5 separate regions of the Homo sapiens genome follow, and all the other regions are linked to region 2. Evidence: chromatin contacts called from ENCODE Hi-C or POLR2A ChIA-PET data. All regions are on one chromosome and are shown on one strand. Each heading gives the region's core, a stretch centred on a gene start or an enhancer-like site at or near the end of the contact. The rest is flanking DNA. Distances are from core to core; before and after follow the strand shown. Region 1 holds the start of SMAD1-AS2 (SMAD1 antisense RNA 2). Region 2 holds the start of RAB33B-AS1 (RAB33B antisense RNA 1). Region 3 holds the start of NR3C2 (nuclear receptor subfamily 3 group C member 2). Region 4 holds the start of TMEM184C (transmembrane protein 184C). Region 5 holds the start of MMAA (metabolism of cobalamin associated A).

Region 1 (2,700 bases), core at 136-2,635, 6.0 Mb after region 2:
GAGAGAAATATGTTCCAAAACATGAAATACAGCAGGATTTTTGTTTCTTTTTTTTTTTTTAAAGGGATAGTTTTTTCCTCCTGTAGTTGATTCCATTTTCATCTGTGAATTTGATATTTGGATTACCTTTTTTTTTTTTAAACTTGACTGAGGGACTTCAGTATTAGTCAGTACTGGTTTAAAATATAGATATACTACTTACCAGAATATGGTCTGGAGAAAGTTACTTTAACCTCTGAGCCTCAAGTTTATTACTAAAATTGAGATAATGATTTCTACCTTGAAGCATTGGTGTGAGGAGTCAATGTAATAATGTTTGTAAAAACAACCAGTATAATGCTTGTATAAGTTGGTAACTCAAACAATTTCGTTTATTAGCTACTGACGAATCATTCATAACTAGCCACTTACGGAAATCTACCACATTTAGCATTCTTTGTAGTCTAAAATTGCTATTTTAGGATAACTGACTCAAAGAGAATAGTTTTTTCTGAGACAACTACCATAGACTTTCTCCTGGGATAGTCAATAAAATTAAATCTTAAAATGTCTGTGGTCTTCAATCTTTCCTGTGTTTGAGGAGTGAGCATTTGTAGGCCAGGAGTCTTTACAGTGTTTGAGTTGACATGAATGTGAATGGCCTTTATCAGGATGAGCTTATGGGGAGCTGGACATCTTGAAAGGCTACCGTGTCCTGAAGGACAGTATGCCATTACAAGCATGAATTTGGGAATGGGGGTTCAATGGGATTAAGGAATGTTGTACAACTTTTAGAGGAAATGGCAAGAAGATATAGAAAAGCCAACTTTGTTTGTTGAAGTTGGGGACAATAAGAAAACTTTCAATTGCCTTAACTATTCAAGTAATCATCTAATCAGACAAAACAGATGTGACAGCTGCTATTTTATAGGGAATCTCTGTGATTAAGAAAAATTAACCAGGTACTCTATTAGCAGCCTAGATTTGTCAGGATGGAAGGATTTGTGTATGCAGAACAGAACCAGAAAGAACTCTTTTTAAAGAATTTTCTGATATAATGAAGATACGTTAATAGCACACTTGGCACACCTAAAATAAATAAACTACAGTTATATCCTTAGAGACTCTTGTCATTCTGACATCCATAAGTTCCTTGCTTCCTTTTCATCAAGGAGATGCTACTTTTGAAATTGTTTGGCTGAAATTTCACAGCTTCAGTGAACTTACAAGTGGTAAGTAGTAAGCTGGAATTCAGTCTACATGGTATTCCTTTTCTTTTTGATTCCTAAGATTTCTACTCACTTAACACTGTTGAGGGACCAAATTGCATCTCTTGCTGGCATGTCACTTAAGTTATACTGGAGAGACTGGAAGACTTGCTGTCAGTGTCTGCGCTTTAAACGCACAGTGTCTGCGCTTTAAAGGCAATAGTACCTGCATTATTGCATCACTATAAATAGAATTTCACGAACTGAACCTCTCTCCTATCTCCAACCCCCAATTTCTCCAGATTTAGAAAATCAGTCTCCGGCAAAAATAAATTTTCAGTGGGAAAAATGTCAAACTAGCTATTCTGCATCATCAGTCCCATGTTTGGAAGTAGCCAGATCAAGGCTGAATAGTAAGAGGCTCAGTAAGATGGAACTTTACTTGTGGTGTTTGTGATGGTAGGACTCTCCTGCTGCTGTGAACTGAGAGCAGCAGAGTTCTGTGTTCTCTGTGGGTCTCCGTATGGCTTTCTTGTGTAGGAATTTGGTTTAAATACATTTTTCCCCTAAGGACTAAAGCGAAATAGAGTTCATTATAGCCTTTTTAGCAATGAAGTTAAGCGCTGTACTTTATGAAGTACGTTAGCATCAGTAAAGAGCAAGGTTTTATCCATTTTCATTTTTCTTTCTGTTCTAGAGGTTTTTTCCTCCCTTATTTTGCTTAGTGGTGAGTTTTATTTAGCTAAATTTGACTCATTTGAGATTGAGACAAATGTTGAAAGTTGAGGGCTAACTGCTGTTTTAAAACAGGAAAAAGGAATGCAGGCACTTCACCTGTTTCCTCCTCCAATACAAATACAGCAGGTCCTCAGACAACCTCATTTCATTCAATGCCATTTCCTTATAACGTTGATGAGAAAAAACATTCCCAGCCTAGGCCACTGTCTGTGTGGAGTTTGCACATTCTCCCCATGTCTGCTTGGGTTTTCTCTGGCTACTCTAGTTTCCTCCCATATCCCAAAGGTGTGCACGTTAGGTGAATTAGTATGTCTACATTGTCCCCATTGCAGTGCATGTAGGTGTGTGTGTGAGTGCGCCCTGCCATGAAATGGTGTCCTGTCCAGGGGTGGTTCCCACCTTGTGCCCTAAGCTGCTGGGATCGGCTCGGGCCACTGCGACCCTGAATTGGAATAATTGGGTAAATAATTATCTTGTTTCTGTTCATCTTTCTTAAATGTATATATGGCTCACATTTATTTCAGTGTTAATTTTAGAAGTGTTTTGGGTCTCAGAAGTTTGGTAATGTTTTTGTGACCAGAAATGTCCTGAAGGAACTTAACTCTTGTTTATATAAATTAGCTGATGCTAAAATTAATTTTGTTTTACATCGTTTCACTTAGAGCCACAGTTTCCAAGAACCCGTAAGGACTTTACTGTATCTGAAAACCTGGTTAGCTCCTAACTGGAGTAACTGGGTTAAAGAAGCATTTGAACATTATTTGTTGAACCAGAT
Region 2 (2,700 bases), core at 13-2,512:
TATTTTCATCTGATGGAATAAGCAGTTCATCTCCTTTCCTAGAACTTTTAGTGCTCTACTGTCCCCCTCACTTTAGTTAAGGTCTGCCATGTCCTCCTCTCCGACAGTCCTTGACTTTCCCAATGGCATATTCATCTGCTCAAACAGATGTCACTGCAAAACAAAACAAACTTTTAACAAAAAGCAATGTTTGCATATTTGGGGCCTTTTGTATGACAATATTGCACGTTTCCTCAGAAAAATTCACGGAGATTCTTTAAGGTTGGGGGTTTAATCTATTGATATTTTCCTTAGGTAGACAAAGACAACCTCTAAGTGCGCTCAGTTAATCTTTAACCGCTACATCATCGTCACCCAGGCACTAAGACATAACTAGGGCATAATGAGTTTTATTTCCACCAGGGGCGCCTAGTAACTACCAGGTTCAACGCTCCCAGGTGGCCGACATGTGATGTGCTCTACTGTTTGGGCTGGGGATATTAGCTCAACAAACTCTGGCCACAAGGATCACGCGGATATTCTTGGGGATGCCTAGCGAAATGCGCTGTACCTAGGCCTCGAACTCTCGCCTGCTCTCCGGTGGGCGGTCTCGAACTCCAGCCTGCTCTCCGGCAGCCCACAGCAATGCGCCTGCCAAGACCTTAGGCTGCAAAACTCGCCACGGCCCAGAGCTCGCCTCCAAGTGCGCCCCGCACAGGGCAAGCTTTCGGCGAGGACTCGCGTCCCACCCATCTAGCCCTGGCCGCTGTCCCAACTCCCGCAGTTCACAGAGGCGGCGGCGGTGAGCGCAGCCGATGCCACATCCTCAGCGGCAAGCTGAAGAAACCTGTCTCCTCTCTGGGGCGACCAAACGATACGTCGATGCCGGAACCGACCCGACGCCGGAGCCGTCGGCTCCGTCCTTACCGTTGCTCTCCAGGTACACGCCCCCGTCAAAGGCGGCTCTGCGGCCCTCTCGCGAGAGAGTGCCCGTGGTACCTCCTTCCTCTCAGTTGTCTGTCTCTCCCCGCCCCCGGAGTGATTGCGCGGCTTCCTCCAGAGGGCGGGAACCTTGGACGTGGCGGGGCTGGGTCAGTCAGGGCGCTGGGCCCAGCCTCTCTGCAGGCTGGCCTTCCGCGCTGCCGTGAAGCCCCCGACAGGTCCCACGCCTGCCTAGGTAGACCGGCGCCAGCCCGAGTGACGCCTGGCGTGTGGCCGCGGGCAGGCGGCTCCGTGCGGCGGGGCGGGCGGGTGCCACACCTGTGCGGGCAAGGGCGGGGCGGGAAGGTGCGCAGGCGCGCTCGGGGCTGGTGGGCGGTGGCTCCTGGGAAGTTGCGCAGCCGAACTGGCCGGCTGGGCGCGCGCTCTTGCGGTGGCGTAATCTCTCAGCCTTTCTGTGTCTCCTTTCCTCCGCCTCAGTTTGGGGCGGGTCGGGGGAATGGCTGAGGAGATGGAGTCGTCGCTCGAGGCAAGCTTTTCGTCCAGCGGGGCAGTGTCAGGGGCCTCAGGGTTTTTGCCTCCTGCCCGCTCCCGCATCTTCAAGATAATCGTGATCGGCGACTCCAATGTGGGCAAGACATGCCTGACCTACCGCTTCTGCGCTGGCCGCTTCCCCGACCGCACCGAGGCCACGATAGGGGTGGATTTCCGAGAACGAGCGGTGGAGATTGATGGGGAGCGCATCAAGGTGAGCGGATGGGGAACTGTTGGGGAGGACAGGGTGACAGGTGTCCCAACCCCACCGTGGGCTGGTCGCTGGCCGTGTGCACGGTGTGTGTGCGCTCCATTTTTTTCTCACGCTGATGAGATTGGAGTTGGGGATTGGAAGGATTGCAATACTGCAAACTTCTAAGGCAGCGTTTCTCAGACTTCATTGTGCATGCGATTTACCTGGGGATCTTGTTTTTGAAAATGCAGGCTATGATTTAATAATCTCGCTGATGATGCAGGTGCAGCTAGTCCGTGGACCACACTTTGAGTTCAGGAGTGTAGGGCTTATCTACCGACCCATTTACTGTGTGTGTCGTGTGCTGGGAGTCAGTCAAATATGAACGGAGGAAAAACAGTGAAATTGCGCGAGAATGGAAAATTCATTTAATCAGTAATAGTTATTAAACATTCATTCGAGCAGTGCCTTAGATGTTGTGGAAGTAAAGCCTATTGCCTTTGAGGAAGTACTTAGGTATTCTCTTGCATACAGTTTTGCTGTAGTAGTTTCTTTATGATACTGATTTTAGAAAAATCTATTTTCCTGCAGAAACATTCTATATGTGATAGTTCCTACTCAGGTTGCCAAAAGCATTTCTCATGATGCCACCTCAGACACACGCCCAATTCTTTATTCCCTTTAAGTCGTTATTTTTGGTCCCTGGGACTGGGGACACTGAGTGACAGTAATAGTGGAGAAGGTAGTATAGGCCCCAGGGCAGGTTTGAAGTTCTGAGGGGTTGGAATCTAACAGTGGAATGAGGATCAATGACAAGGCTTAGGCCTCTTGATGGTATAAACCTTAGACACACCTTCATAGCAAGCCACCACTAAATGCCACCTGTTGATGCCACTCCTTAAAACATAGGTGGAACCACCTTGCCTTATACTACTGCTTTAAATCAGCGATCGTCTTTATCTCAGTCTCTTGGTGGGGATGGGGAGTGGTGGGAGAACAGGCTTGCTTTAGACGTTCCTACCCTCGTATCTTAGAGGCAAGAACAATTTATTTTT
Region 3 (2,700 bases), core at 177-2,676, 9.0 Mb after region 2:
GTTGTAAAAGTTCACTATATGTAACTATTTTTTGTCATTCCCCACTACATAACTATTATGTTCCTCTCTTTTATAGATGAGGTAAATGATAGAAATCTGCCCAAGGTCACCTGAGAGAGCGGGAGAACCAGTTAGAACTGAGCACACCTGATTTCTATTCACTCACCTAATTTACCGAGCCACCTGATCTTTCCAAAAATCGCCAAACAAAACTATGCCTCCCTTAAAGGAAAAAGCTCCACTTTAAATTATTTTTTAAAACTTCTCCTCTCAAGCTTTTCCATGATAGCTGCCACGATGTCAAACATAAAATTTAAACTTCACAGCAGGACTTCACAGATGGAGAATGCTGTTATCATTACTATGTAAATATCATCAATAACAGCACCTAGAGAAATGGCAATACAAAATGTTAGGAAGCAATTTGGTGCCTTTAAAATTCGGCGGTTTCAAAAGCTCGTCTGCTATCAAAAGTTTTCCTAACTCCTATGTCATAATAAATAATTAAAACTGATGGTGCCATAAACCATTATTATTTAAACCTGGTCTTTTTAAATTGAGTAGGCAAAGCCACGCACCTAAAATTCAGTAGCAGAGTAAGGATGCCACCAAAAGAAGCTTCGTCCCCTTCTCCCTTGCCCTTAAAATTCCAACTGATGCCATAGGAAGCGTAGCCTGTCTCAAGAGTTTCGCGAATGCTAGCGAACGGGAAATGCACGAATTTCCAGAGCCCCTTTTATACAGGATCTATTAGGATCTATATCTCCTTCAACTGCCCTTATGCGCTACACCTCCGGCTGAGATTTGGGAGCGTCCGCAATTGATAAAGGAAAGAAATATTATTCAAACGTCCTTTAAAAATTGTACAGGGAAAATGATCCGAAATTCATCTTTGGGTAAAGGGAAGGGTGGTAGACCTCCCACTGCCAAAGGCAGTTAAAAGCTGCTAGTTAGAGGGCATTTATCCAAAGTGGCCAAACTTTCCCAAAATAGTCCTCTGGCGGCCAAAGGGGGAGAAAAGTGGAAAACCAAAACAAAACAACAAGCACACAGCACCATACTGACTGTGCCTCCGGATTACGCAGCCACTTCTCCCTGCAAAGTGCACGCTCCCGCGCCGCGGCCGCACGCCGAGCACGGCAAGCGGTGCCCCGCCGCGCGCCCCTACACACCTGCCTCGGCCGGGGTCCGTCTCTCGCCGTCTACCTGTTGCAGCGCTTGCCACCGCCACGAAACCCCTGCTGCGGAGCCCCCCTAAATCCAACCACATCCAGGCCAGCGAGTGCCGCTCTCCCTGCAGCGGGAGAGCCCGAGGCAGCAACGCTCTTGCACCCAGGTGACTGACTGCACGGGCTTCCTCTGAGCAGCCTGAAGTTGGCTCCCGTCTCCCGGGCCCAATGACACCCCGGGCGCGGAGGGGCTGAGAGGAGGGGGCAGGGGCAGGGGCAGGGCCAGGGCGGGCAAAAAAGGGAGGGAGAGAGGGCGGGCGAAAGCCCGGAGGGGGAGTGGGCCAGCTGGAGGGCTGGCCCTTTTAAAAGCGGGTCACATGTCCAGATAAAGTTCAGGTTGCTATCCCGCCCCCCTGAACCCTTCCTATTGGCCCGAAGAGAAGCAAGGCTCCACGCCGCACGGGTCAGGCGGGCTTCTTATTGGACAATCCAGGCTGTCAGTCACCAGGCGGGCGACATGACTGATACAAAGTTGCTGCGACACAGCCTGGACTCGGCAGCTTCCTTAAAGCCGCAGCCGCGGCGGGAGCTTGGGGTGCCGGGCGGTGGCTACATCAGGCGGCCTCCGCACGCTGCCCCCACCCCCATCGCTCGGCCGCCCCAAACTTGCTTACGTCCACCCTGCTCTCCTTCTGACCGACCCCAGGATATCTGGAGAGATGTGAAAAGTGTGCTGACGCGGAAGAAGTCGGTTTTTCCGCGAGCAAAGTGTCGTCCCCTCACGCTCTCCACCTGCAGCTCCAGGTGAGCTGCAGCCCAGACCCTGGCGCCGCCCAACAGCGTCCGCGCGCGGGGAGGACTCTGGGTGGGCTTCACCCGACCCTCGAGGTTCCTCTCCCAGCCCCTTTCCACTGTCTCCAGAGTTACCTCTCAGCAGAGCAGCAGCAGCCTTCGCTGCCAGCGAGCAAGACGATCACGTTCACTCGATTTGAATTTAGTTGTTTTAACCGTGCTGGAAAAACCCTTTAAACACAGCTTTCCTCCCATCCCTTAGACCCCTAACACCAAAAAAAAAAAAAAAAAAAAAAAAAAAAAAAAGAGAGAGAGAGAAAGATAAATGAAAGAAGTGGCAGGGTCAAGAGCTGCTCCTCTACTTCCTTATAATTTTGTCACTGTACTTACTACTTTAGTATTGGATTTTTCCACTAGTTCAATTTGAAAGCAAGCTTACCATCGAGGATATTCACGTTATAATGGGTGGAGGGGGTGGGTCACATAAGTGGGAGAAACAGACAGGAGGGGGGAAGGAACCAAACTGTTTTCTAAGGATCGGTTGTCTGCATGAAGAAATTTCGGTTTCCCTCCAACCGCCCCCTCCTCGATTCTCCTCCCGCCCACCCAAATGCTGCAGTTACTAAGCAAAAGGATGGGGTTCCTAACTTTGATTTCTAAGGACTTTTAGGCTTCTCATGTAAGGCCCCGTTTTAGGCTCCCCGCTGGCCCGGAGTCAGCATCAGTGACGTATACACCT
Region 4 (2,700 bases), core at 123-2,622, 8.2 Mb after region 2:
ACCACAACTGGCTAATTTTTTGTATTTTTGGTAGAGACGGAGTTTCACTGTGTTAGCCAGGATAGTCTCGATTTCCTGACCTCATGATCCGCCCACCTCCGCCTCCCAAACTGCTGGGATTACAGGCATGAGCCCCTGCACCCAGCCTTAATTTCCATTTTTAAAGTAAGCTTAGGAAGAACAAACATAAGGCCTATTTTTCCGGTAGAAAGTAGTTTGGGTCAGGTTGTAAAATACAAATGTTAACAACTGAGAAGTAGGCAGTGAAGTCAAGTCCAAACAGACGATACCAAAAAAGGGGCTCATAATATTCCTTAGGTGTCTCTGTGAGACTCCTGGGCTAGGTGTACTCAATGTTACAAGCCTCCTTATCCGTATGGTCATTAGGCGGAAATTCCCCAGGTGGCAGGTACTAGCAGGTCAAATGCTTAAATATAATGCCCTTTGGAGTCACAAAGACCAAGGTTGCTATCTCCACACTACCACTTAACTAGCTCAGTGAGCCTGGGCAAATTTATCAGCCACTTGACTTTTTTATCTGTAAAGTGGAAAAATGCCTACCTCTCAAAATTTTTGTGCAGAACAACTTACATAATGTAGGTAATGAACTTAGTACAGTGCCTGTCCCCCTGAAAATTACAATTACAATATAAAACGCATTTGTATATGTAATTGAGTAGTAGATATTTGTTTACTCTATTGGTTTAGCTAAAGGCTTTAAGCATATGAAACTCCTTTGTCAGATGGAATGTCAACTTTTTAAAACTTAAATGAGTGCAAATTTTTAACACAAGTTCCAAATGTAGAAGGGACATTCCCTATTTGCGGTTAATTCTAAAATGAAGCTACCTTTAGAATGATCCTTCTGTAGGATCCAGAAATAACCAAGCGGCCTAGCCCCTAGATTCTAGCAACTGACAGAAAACTAGGTGGAGGTTTCCCATTCTTCCTTGTCTTCTTACTCCAGCGGGCTTCTGTATCCACTCTAGATTGAATAGGGGATGTTTTGTGTAGAGATGGGCCTTCTCTCTTCCAGTCCAACTCTGAAGTAACCGCCCCTTACCCAAGCTTTCTTTAAACTGGAATAACGCCAGCAGAAGAATGTAGTAGGTGTGCTTCAAGTGTCCTCAAATAATTCCCGCAGCTTCCAGAATCCTTGCAATAGCCCGCTGGACCATCTGCGGCAATTCCACCCACTTCCACGCACCTGCTCTTCTTTCTAACCCCAGTACGCAATCCTGCAGCCCCGCCCCCACAGCTGACCAATCAGAGGGCGCAAAGTGAGTCGGATGGGGCGGGCCCAGTTTGGCGCTGACGACGAATCACCTGCCTCAGACAGCAGGGGCGGAAGCGGAAAAGAGCTGAAAGTCTTGGTTTGGCCTTGGGTTCCGCTGTAGGGGAGGTCCCGTGCGAAAGAATGAGGAGATCCTGGGGCCTTACCTACTAGCGGAATCGACTGAAGAGACGCCTGCCAGTGCGGGAGGTAGGAAGCTCGATCCCCAAAGAAAAGAGCGAGTGGGCAGGCAGCTGCGAGACAGAACCGGAGTGTGCAGGGTCCCTAGAGGCCGGTTCCTGGTCTGTGCTGCTCTCCTGGAAGCCATGGTACAGGCAGAGCTCAGGGCGATCCCCAGGTGAGGGCAGCGGCTCTGCCTGGGATTCCACCGCAGTACAACCGGGTAGATGCGGGGTGGAGAAGAAAGGATGTTGCCTGCACTGCTCGCCAATAGCACCCTGAGAGGCTACATTTGCAGAAGCAGCAGCAGCAGAAGACACAGCGCCGGTCCAGGAGGCGGCTCGAGCTGTTCGTAAAGTCGCCCGACAGCTTTTTCTCCGTAGTATGCGAGTTGACAAAACAGCCAGAGAACAGGGCTCCCCATTACAATCTTTTCGAGATCTTTTCCCTTGCTAACCGGATCTGATTTGTGCGAAAACATGCCTTGCACTTGTACCTGGAGGAACTGGAGACAGTGGATTCGACCTTTAGTAGCGGTCATCTACCTGGTGTCAATAGTGGTTGCGGTTCCCCTATGCGTGTGGGAATTACAGAAACTGGAGGTAAGAGGGTTCTGCACCATCAGCCTGTACACTTTCTTCTACCCATCTATGGTTGGGAAAGAGACACCCTTACCCCATTTCTGCCCTGACAGTCCTGAAAACCATCTAATGTAAACGAGCCTACTCTTAGGATATAAACCTGTCTAATTTCTTGTTCACGGTTCTTCAAGTCATGCTACAGGTGGAGGTGGGACCGGGTCGAGAAAATAGAATATATTAATATAGCTGCTTAGAAGGGCACTGTTTTGCAAGTATTCATCAGTTCCCTGAAAGTAAGGTAATTTTATTGCTGAAATCTGATCTGTTCAGACATTGGACGAAACTAGGTCAAATAAACTACCTTGAAAACCATGTATTGAATTTTATTAGCTTTTAACTAGCTTCTTGAATCAAAGCGTTCTAGTTGTTTTAACTTTGGTGTCTGTTTTTACTGTGGAAATTAGCTCTTACCCAACAAAGGTTTTGCAAAAAGTCCCTTATATATATTTTTTGATGTCATATGCTTATTGTGACATCAGTAATGTACTACAAGCTGGAAAACCCCAAGGTAAATAACTCAGATATAAATATTATATAATGAACTTTAAATTCGGAGTTAATAAAACCCACCAAGTACTTTTACAGAGGAACACCTATTACAAGAAC
Region 5 (2,700 bases), core at 149-2,648, 6.2 Mb after region 2:
CTGAGCTTTCATCAAACGTAACCCTTACCGAAACAATTGTTCAGATGAGCAACGCCAAGTTTAAAGAAAGGAAGTAAACCGTCTCAAGAACTGTCAATCTGTTTGTGTTCGATAGGCTGAGATTTGAAAGGTTTGATTCTGTGTTCTTTCTACTAGATCCTCGGCTTCATTTAGACTTGTGCTTAATTTTCTGTCATTGGCTATTGAGTCTACAATCAATCTTTGGAGTAAAAGTGGTAGTCTTTTGGTCCAAATAGTAATAATGAAAATGGTGAGACCAGTAATTCATTTTTTATTATTCTGTATTCAGTAAGAATCAACCTGTATCAAATAGCTGAAAAGGCCTGAAGCCTCCCAAATGCATATCATTACACAAATTCTGTGTGAGGACTGACATCTTGGTTTCATATACTAATTATACTGCATGGGCCCCATTTATAACCATATCTACTCGTCATTTGATCCTGGCTACTGCCGATGGATGCTATCTTCATCACATTATAGCAAACATTTGGGTGATTAAGTTTTTCTCAAAAATTCTAGATTAGCATACAACGGCTTTACTACTTATATGTCATCTAAGACGTTTTTTAAGAATTAGTTACTACTACGCCCAACGCAGTGAGGTAGCAAATATTATGCCTGTTTATTTTCATCTCCATTTCAGGCTTGCGCGCCTTTCCCCCCTCGGGACTTCCCGAGGACACCCCTGCAGCAGTGAGCCCGAGTCCTGGCTTTGGCTGCATGTTAAGAAATATTAATCAAAATGAATGCGTGCCCTTTAAGAGAAAAAAACTGTGGGTCCTTCAGCCTTTAAAAACCATGCCGTGGTTTAAAAACTTAAAACTATATTTCGGCAGAACGCTGAGCATTTCTTCAAATCACTCTGAGAAGCTTGAGTGTCTTTAATTTCACCGGTCTGTCAAACGTAACGCGTCTCTCCCTCACCCCACATTTTAAGTTTCCAAGGAGCGGAAGAAGGGCCTCCGGGGGTCCCGGCCGCCGCAGGCTGCTGGGGGTGAGGACACGACTCGGCCTCCGTCCGACTCGAGGGTGTCGCGAAGGCCAGGAGGGAACGAAAGTTACCCTCGAACTTCGGAGGCGAAAGATTTCATGTGGATCTTAAAAAGGGCAAAACCTACCCCAAAGGCCGTAAACCGCCCTCCCCTCCCCCGCCAGAGAACTTCCCGGCGCAGAGCTTCCGCAGCCTGCTGCAGGCCGGGAGACCTTCACGCTCACTCGCTCTCCGCCACACGCCGGAACTGCGCGGCCACGTCCACGGGGACCCTGGCCATGCCCCGCACCGCCACCCAGCCCCAGGCGATCCCCGGGCCCCACGCGCCTGCAGTCGGCGCTGCGCCTGCGTGGGAGGATCCGGCGGAAGGGGCGGGGTCAGGTGGCACTTCCGTGGCTTCGGGCGGGTGAGTATGGGGAGTGCGCGCGGCGTCCAGGAGTCGGGACTGGGCTCCCGCCTACGGCCGCCCTCCCGCCGGGGGGCCAGCGCGGTCCTCCGGGGCGCCCCCTGGAGGATTTGGGGTGGGGGAAGGAAAAGGAGAGTATTATCGAATATTCTCCTAATATTGATGTTCGGGGTGCGGATATGTGTGGACAGGCAGGAGTCGGCAAATGGGTTCAAATGGAAGCTTTAACAAAGAAAGGCCCTGTACGTAAACAGTGTTTTAAAATTCTCATCTTGGTTAGGTTTCTCAGGTTATCTCTGAGCCACAGCAAGGCAGCTTTGTTAAGGTGGCTCTTCCCTTGTCGCTGCCAAACCCGGTAAATGGTTAACCTGAGGCCGCGTCAGAGAAAGCCACTATGACTCCTACCAAAGAGTGAAATTGAAACTCTTTTCTGGGAAATCAAATCCAGGATATAAAAGTTGGATTCAAACTAAAAGTTACAAACAGTATCTAGGTTCCGTCACATGGCGTGCCGGGCAGGGTCTAAATCTCTTTCAGCAGAGGGCATGCTGTCTTCATATGTATTTCTCATTAGAAAATGAAAGACGACCTAAACCAAAATAATATAAAAATTTTTTATTATCTGTCTTAAGAGTTGTACCCTAATCCATATGTTTAGAAAACATAAACTAATAAAACTTTTCCAACTTGGTAGAAAGCCAAAAGTTTCCAGAAAAACTGTGTGGATTATTCAGCATTTTGCTGTTGTCTACAATGTTCAGAATATTCTTTTACAATAATTTTGCACTAAATACCGGTTTGTGTTCAGGGTAACAAGAGGTTTTTAAAAAGTCAAAGACAAGGACAGGTTTTTTAAGGGCTGTATTCTATTAGGAGAGACAAAACAAGCATGAAAAGTTACATATCCATAAGAAATGTAAATCACCATTTGAGATATTTGAAGATGTCAAAAGAAAACCTTTATTTAGAATGGAAAGAGCTGGTGAATGCTCGAAACATTTACCATTTAGCTGATTGTTGCCATGTGGGAATGGGGGTCTCTCAAACGCAGATCCGATTTTCTCCAACACAGGCCAAAGATCTGTATTTTTACGTATTTTTTCTTGATTTTTAATGTTACTTGCAACCAATTTAGTTAACACACACCTTCTGTGGGTGGGCCAGGTGCAACTAGTTTGTGACCTCTGCAGATTTTCACCTTAGTACAGTCCTACACTTACACAATGGTTCAGTTAAAGATTTTTTGACTTTACAGTGGGTTTATCCAGACACAGACCCG

Evidence for each region. A loop is a pair of places that touch in the nucleus more often than their neighbours do. ChIA-PET counts read pairs that join two places held with the same protein, here RNA polymerase II (POLR2A). Pooled maps may share reads with other maps.
Region 1: a map with no recorded cell type shows a loop between it and region 2 (9-fold over the local background). The contact joins the promoter of SMAD1-AS2 here to the promoter of RAB33B-AS1 in region 2. A Hi-C loop is called at or near these places in 2 of 37 single-sample maps with no recorded cell type and 1 of 50 pooled maps.
Region 3: a map of naive thymus-derived CD4-positive, alpha-beta T cell shows a loop between it and region 2 (13-fold over the local background). The contact joins the promoter of NR3C2 here to the promoter of RAB33B-AS1 in region 2. A Hi-C loop is called at or near these places in 1 of 168 maps with a recorded cell type or tissue (naive thymus-derived CD4-positive, alpha-beta T cell) and 5 of 50 pooled maps. POLR2A ChIA-PET finds 5 or more read pairs at or near these places in 1 of 52 experiments (activated B cell).
Region 4: a map of CD8-positive, alpha-beta T cell shows a loop between it and region 2 (22-fold over the local background). The contact joins the promoter of TMEM184C here to the promoter of RAB33B-AS1 in region 2. A Hi-C loop is called at or near these places in 3 of 168 maps with a recorded cell type or tissue (CD8-positive, alpha-beta T cell and naive thymus-derived CD4-positive, alpha-beta T cell) and 7 of 50 pooled maps. POLR2A ChIA-PET finds 5 or more read pairs at or near these places in 1 of 52 experiments (activated T-cell).
Region 5: a map of CD8-positive, alpha-beta T cell shows a loop between it and region 2 (16-fold over the local background). The contact joins the promoter of MMAA here to the promoter of RAB33B-AS1 in region 2. A Hi-C loop is called at or near these places in 2 of 168 maps with a recorded cell type or tissue (CD4-positive, alpha-beta T cell and CD8-positive, alpha-beta T cell) and 8 of 50 pooled maps.

The regions. Positions count from the first base shown.
Region 1 is chr4:145,501,595-145,504,294 of GRCh38, forward strand. It overlaps SMAD1-AS2 (SMAD1 antisense RNA 2), which reads right to left and starts at 1,386. Exons shown (of 2, transcript NR_108077.1): 1 at 1,282-1,386. The region is part of intron 1 of SMAD1 (SMAD family member 1); the gene reads left to right.
Region 2 is chr4:139,452,779-139,455,478 of GRCh38, forward strand. It overlaps RAB33B-AS1 (RAB33B antisense RNA 1), which reads right to left and starts at 1,263. Exons shown (of 1, transcript NR_159964.1): 1 at 1-1,263. RAB33B (RAB33B, member RAS oncogene family) reads left to right here and starts at 1,343. Exons shown (of 2, transcript NM_031296.3): 1 at 1,343-1,666. The coding sequence starts at 1,418. RefSeq lists enhancers at 631-970, 1,591-1,640 and a silencer at 1,041-1,370.
Region 3 is chr4:148,440,988-148,443,687 of GRCh38, forward strand. NR3C2 (nuclear receptor subfamily 3 group C member 2) reads right to left here and starts at 1,427. Exons shown (of 9, transcript NM_000901.5): 1 at 1,173-1,427. RefSeq lists a silencer at 1,335-1,624.
Region 4 is chr4:147,616,025-147,618,724 of GRCh38, forward strand. TMEM184C (transmembrane protein 184C) reads left to right here and starts at 1,373. Exons shown (of 10, transcript NM_018241.3): 1 at 1,373-2,055. The coding sequence starts at 1,933. TMEM184C-DT (TMEM184C divergent transcript) reads right to left here and starts at 1,221. Exons shown (of 2, transcript NR_186679.1): 1 at 1,064-1,221. RefSeq lists enhancers at 1,593-1,712, 1,743-1,792.
Region 5 is chr4:145,617,987-145,620,686 of GRCh38, forward strand. It overlaps MMAA (metabolism of cobalamin associated A), which reads left to right and starts at 1,399. Exons shown (of 7, transcript NM_172250.3): 1 at 1,399-1,421. RefSeq lists silencers at 1,228-1,667, 1,698-1,767.